2 separate regions of the Homo sapiens genome follow, and region 2 is linked to region 1. A link is a loop called in an ENCODE intact Hi-C map of the cell type or tissue named here. Cell type or tissue: chondrocyte. All regions are shown on one strand. Each heading gives the region's core, and the rest is flanking DNA. Links, peaks and the distances in the headings are about the cores only. Region 1 overlaps KRT2 (keratin 2). Region 2 has its middle 12 kb from the start of KRT77.

The links. A loop is a pair of places that touch in the nucleus more often than their neighbours do. Peaks named below come from ENCODE experiments on the same cell type or tissue, not always from the same donor. Only the 100,000 strongest peaks of a DNase experiment are listed, where the experiment ranks them.
Region 2: a loop joins it to region 1, with 2.1 times the contacts of the local background. A loop is called at or near these places in 3 of 110 quality-filtered maps.

The regions. Positions count from the first base shown.
Region 1 is chr12:52,645,985-52,648,889 of GRCh38, reverse strand. It overlaps KRT2 (keratin 2), which reads left to right. Exons shown (of 9, transcript NM_000423.3): 5 at 553-717; 6 at 1,035-1,160; 7 at 1,930-2,150. Among named protein-coding and RNA genes, the nearest start is that of KRT2, 4.8 kb to the left of the region's middle. In chondrocyte, for the core only: no CTCF peak of the experiment used is centred there; no DNase peak of the experiment used is centred there.
Region 2 is chr12:52,714,154-52,717,058 of GRCh38, reverse strand. It overlaps the pseudogene KRT126P. Among named protein-coding and RNA genes, the nearest start is that of KRT77, 12 kb to the right of the region's middle. In chondrocyte, for the core only: no CTCF peak of the experiment used is centred there; a DNase peak (open chromatin) is centred at 1,446.

The sequences.
Region 1 (2,905 bases), core at 151-2,650:
TGCCATCATTCCAGGCCACTGGGGGGGCTTTCATAGCATAGGTCTTGTGGGTGAGGAATTTTCTCCTCCGATGTTATGGGAATAAGGTTCAGGAAACACCAGGACAGCTTCCCCTCCCTCCATTCCCCAGATGTCCATTTCCCCTGGGGAAGAGACAAGCCCTGTGCCCATTCCTGTGCCTACTGTACTTCAGAGGTCAAAATGCATTTGTCTCCTATCCCCCTCCCCAACCCAAGGGTGCACAGATGATTTCTGAAACAGGAAGTCCATTTAAGGTATTTGCCATGGACAAGCTTCTGTCTGGGGGCACTTACCATAACTGGCTTAAGTGCTGAATGTTAACTAGGAGGCTCAGAAATACAGGTGCCTCTCACTACAATTCTCAGGACAACCTTGGGAGAGGCCCAGGAGTAGACGGTTACATGATTTTCATCCCACCTAGTGTATGCTTAGTCTGAGGGTCTGCGTTTCCCTTATGCTGGGAGACAGAGGCCTCCTGTCTGCCTGTAGCTATGGCAGGATGTCATGACCAGACCTTCCTGTGTGTTGTAGGAGATATCCCAGATACATCAGAGTGTCACTGACACCAACGTCATCCTCTCCATGGACAACAGCCGCAACCTGGACTTGGATAGCATCATCGCCGAGGTCAAGGCCCAGTATGAGGAGATCGCCCAGAGGAGCAAGGAAGAAGCGGAGGCCCTGTACCACAGCAAGGCAAGTAGAGGGAATGTAGGAAGAGCCACAGCTCCCTGCCATGAGCTGGGTTGCACCCCCAGCTGGAAAGTGTACAGTAAGGTTATTGGTTTTTTGTTTAATGGTAGTTGGGCACCATTCCCAAGAAAGGATGTTGAGAATGGCACCAAGTCCTTTTGGGCATGTGAGACAGTCCCTACCTCTCATGAATGCAGCCATGACATTTAGCTGGGTTGACCCTCCCTGGACCAGTAACCAGCTCTCCTTCACTCCAGTCAGTCTGGAATGTGAGCCAGGCTGGAACTTCCTTGCAAACTGTCCTCTTCTCCCCATATCAGTATGAGGAGCTCCAGGTGACTGTCGGGAGACATGGAGACAGCCTGAAAGAGATCAAGATAGAGATCAGCGAGCTGAACCGCGTGATCCAGAGGCTGCAGGGGGAGATCGCACATGTGAAGAAGCAGGTGAGGCCCAGCCCTGTCCAGCGAGGGGCGGGAGGTTGTCTCTGGGTGTGCGTGAGAGTGTGGTTGTGTGTGAGTGTGCATGTGAGAGATGAGAGACACTGAGATATTGCACTCTAGCATGTATCGATCCCAAATTCCCCAGCTTAACATAATTTATGGCTTATTATAACAATTCTTAGAGTGCTCTAATAGACATTCCAAAGTAAGGATTATCGAAGGGAAAGAATTGTGCTCACTTGTTTATATGAGGAAAAGGGAGTCATAACAAATAGAGCAAACGTTAGTTTGATTGATTTGCTGCAGATTGCCGATGGAGCTTCCCGTTTGTGCTCAGCACAGGCCCTGAGCACCAGCCGACTGGTTTCATAGAGGGGCAGTGAGTATTGAGGGCAGCTGGCCTGGGGCTGGACGTTAGCTTTGGAATAGAAAAGGTAGAGGCAGAGAGTGGATTCCATCAGCAGCAGAAGCTTTGCCAAGCAGACCATTTCAAATGTTTTCATTTCCATCTGTAAAATGGGATCATGATTCAGGCCCTGTGATGTGAGGATCAAAGGGCACTATGGGGAAAGCCAAAGGGTGTCATCAACGGTGACATGGGAAGAAGATGTGCCAGAGACAGCGGCAAGTCTTAGCACAGTTGTTTGCGACTAAACTCCAGAGGGGACCTAACACTCCCAGGGCCAGTGGTTCTGGCTTCCTGCACTTCGAACACCTCTGCTCTCTGTCCGCCTCCGTCAGGCAGAATCCATTCTCTGTCCTTCTGTCATAGTGTAAGAATGTGCAAGATGCCATCGCAGATGCCGAGCAGCGTGGGGAGCATGCCCTCAAGGATGCCAGGAACAAGTTGAATGACCTGGAGGAGGCCCTGCAGCAGGCCAAGGAGGACTTGGCGCGGCTGCTGCGTGACTACCAGGAGCTGATGAACGTGAAGCTGGCCCTAGATGTGGAGATCGCCACCTACCGCAAACTGCTGGAGGGCGAGGAGTGCAGGTGAGGGCACTGGGAAGGGAGAAGGGGACCCTGGCCCTTCCTCTCATCTCTCCCAGAGCCAGGGCTGGAGGCAAAGACAGGGAAAGCAGAGAATGGGGCAGGCCCTCCTGACAACTGAGAACTGACATTCTCTGTGTTCCCCAAGCAGAAACTCAGGACATAAAGCATGATTGGAGAGTTACACATTTATCAACATGAAATGATGCATAAGGCACATTAAATTAAACTAAGCAGTAAGTTAAACATCCTGGTCTTTTCTGAAAGAGAAAACAAAATCATGGGAAAACAGGTTAGTCCTAGACAGTCTGAAACTTTGGTCTCTAGGTCCATAGGGTGAGTGGCTTCTGTGCCCTCCACCGGGTGACCCAGAATGGGGGAGATGATGTCTCGGAATGTGCTGACTGGTGGGGACGTGCTGACCGGAGCAGGTGCCAGCCCCAGTTCTTTGCAGGTTTCTGGAGTGACAAATGGAACCATTTGCTAACTTTCAAAGAGGCACCCTTTGCTTCCTCTGTAGTCTGAGACCTTTGTCCGTATTATCAGCATCTTGGGTGACTTAATCTGGCTGAAGCAATTGGAAGGGGAAAAGCTACCCCAGGCCATCAGCAAGCCAGCATGACAAACAGGGAGTGGCTTTCTTCAGGAGGTTGCTCTGTCCCTGTCTAGAGGCAATGCCTCCTATGCCCAGCTTGTAAGAGGAAGTGGGAAAGTTTTCAGTTGAAGCTGAAGAGGGTGGGAAGAAGAGAGGAATGGGG
Region 2 (2,905 bases), core at 310-2,809, 68 kb before region 1:
AGGGAATTCTGTACATTTCCCTCCCATTCCCCAAATCTGAATGAGACAGAGTTGGTCCATCTACATTTGACTCTTCCCCTGGGTTTTCTGCTGGTTAAGAAAGAAGCTGGCTCCAGCATCTGGGATGTTTGCATTCAAGTGCCCACACTGTCACTCCATAGCTGGATGACTTTGGTCATGGAACTCAGGCAATCTGAGTCTCAGTTTTCCTTTTGTATAAGGTGGGGATAATAATGCCTTTCTCATCAAGTTGTTGTGAGGATGAATGAGATAAAACAGAGGGTCTGGTGCACAGCGACAGCTCAACAGACAGTAGCTACTGTTCTGGAAGACAGGGCTTCTGGTGTGGGGAGAGAGCACTGGGTCTGTATACGACTGTGCTCTGGTTTTTCCATTTGTGGTATGAAGGTGTTGAAGCAGGTGAGCCATAAGACCCCTTTTCTGAAAATGTGACTTTTCTGGACACAGTTGGGGGAGCAGCAGACCACGGCCAGCAGGCATGGGGATGACCTGAGGAACACCAAGAATGAGATCATGGAGCTCAACAGGATGACCCAGAGGCTGTGGGTGGAGATCGAGAGCATCAAGAAGCAGGTGGGGATGAGGAGGAAAAGAACATGACCAGGGCTGTGGGCTTATGCTTCCATCATGACACTCAGGCCTAGCACCTACGCAAAGCAAAATCATGCCCCCACTCACGTACACTAAGATTTCCTGGGTGATGTGCTGGGCTAGCGCTGAACTAAGATTGTTACGTGGATTTAGTTTCTGCTTCCCTGGAGCTTGAAGGTTGATATGGGATAGAAACTGAGTAAAGACATGATTAGGTGGTTGGAGAAAGAAGTTGACTGTTGAAGACTGAATTCGGGGAGTAGCCAAGGAAGCCCACATCTAGATGGGCTAAGGCAGAGAGAAGGTTTCTCTGATAATTCATGAAGACTTCCTGGAGGAGGGAAGTTTTCAGAAGATGCTCAGTTATTTCCCATAAAAAAGGAGAGAGGCACAGGAAGGGTCTGGCTCCTCCTGAGTTGGTATAGCCCCTTAAAGCCAGGTGTTTCTAATCCCACTCCCTGGTGTGCTAGGACCTAGATCCCAGCCCAGGCTTCTCTGCTGACCAGCTGCATAGCCTTTAACCCCTGTGCCTGGGGTTTCCTCACTTGCCCAACATCAGGTAACACACGTGCAAGCACCAAGCACACAGGACGGGCCGTCAGTGAATGACATTCGAATCTAAATTGGACTCCTGGCTCCCCACACTAAGAACGCCAAGCTGCAGATGACCATCGCTGATGCAGAGCAGCGCTAGGAGGTGGCCCTCAAGGACACCAATGCCAAGCTTCAGGACATCAAGTCTGGACTGCGGCAGGCCAAAGAGGACCTGGCCCTGCTGCTTTGTGCGTACCAGGCGCTGATGAATGCCAAGCTGGCCCTGGACGTGGAGATCGCCACCTACCGGACCCTCCTGGAGGGCGAGGAATGCAGGTGAGAGTCCGTCTGGTTCCCAGGAGGCCAGAGGCCTGGGGCTTTCCTGCCTGAGCGTGCTGCCAGGTGTGGGAGCTGTGCGTTCTGTGGGAGGTGGCGGTGGCCATTGGCAGGCACAGCCTCTTGTTCAGGGCTGGGAGATGCTGTCACACCAAGAAAGCTGTGCTTCCTATGCCATATGAACACGTTAGCGCCTTACCTGGAATAACGTCCTATGTTTTAGCTATACAGTGTATGTCTGCGAAGATGAAGGGTCATAGACATAAATGTTATTTCTAGACCATTTCTTTATTAATGCCTTAACTGCAAGTTTTTGAAGAGTGTGTTCCCGTACACTGGCACATGGGTATAGGGCTCTGTCCCATGTGGGTTCAAACAGCATTTGCTAAATGAAGAGTATCCTGAGGAGGTGGAGAGGATGGGTGGGTCCAGAAATGTTCTGTATCCTCTGGTCTGTATCCCTTTGGGAGATGTCAGTGGAAAGAGTAACACTTTAACCTTACCCAATAGAAAGAAGAATGTGTTTTATGATTTTCTGAGCACCCGTCCAGCTTATTTCTCACTCTCTACATCAATCAGGAGGGAATGGGGGTGGGGTGACCAAGGCTCTCCTTGCTGTTGACCTAAGGAAGGCCGTTTAAGGAGAGGGAGGAACTGAGCGAACTCTCTGGTTTTCCTCACAGGGTGTCTGGGAGGTGCCAGAGTTCCGTGATCCTAGGTGAGTATTGGGTTCTTTCTCCGGGAAGGGGCTGGAGGCCTCGGAATGCAGTTTCTCAAGCCATGTGCCAGCGCTGGTGCGAGGCCATCAGGCCTGCAGGCTGGAAGAGCTGTTGGTGGCTGTTTTGGAGGAACCAACCTCCCCTCCCCTCCTTGAAGCCTGTCCTCCCCACGCCTTGCCGGATCTCGGCGGGGCGTCACCCCGGGAAGACCTGCGGCTCGGGACTGTGGGAGGGGCTGGCGTGCCGGGCGGACACTGCCAGGCTCCCTGACCCCGACCGTCTTTGCAGAGACTGGCCACAGCAGCACTGGCGGCGGCTGCGCCCTGGGAGGAGGAGTCGGAGCCCGGGCCCGCGGCGGTAGCCGGGGCCGCAGCGGCTGGGGCTTGGGCGGGAGCTCCGCGGTGCTCGGGGGGCTTCTCTGGCTCCGGGACTCCTGCGCCGTCAGCCGGGGTGGCGGCGGCGGCGGCAGCAGCGCCGCCAGAGAGAACAAAGCTCCTCCTAGAGCTGGCGGTCCCGCCACAAATTCTGAACCCCGCGCCAGGGGCGTCCTCGGACCCCAGTCCCCTTCGCCCTCCGGCACGCCCCGCTCTGAGCTCCCCCGCACCCCCGCGGGGCCCCTTCCCTCCGCTGCTTCTGACCTGTGCCCCGGAGCCCCACCTTCCCAGACTGCTGGCATCGCAGCAGCCCGAAAGTTGCCGCGAAGG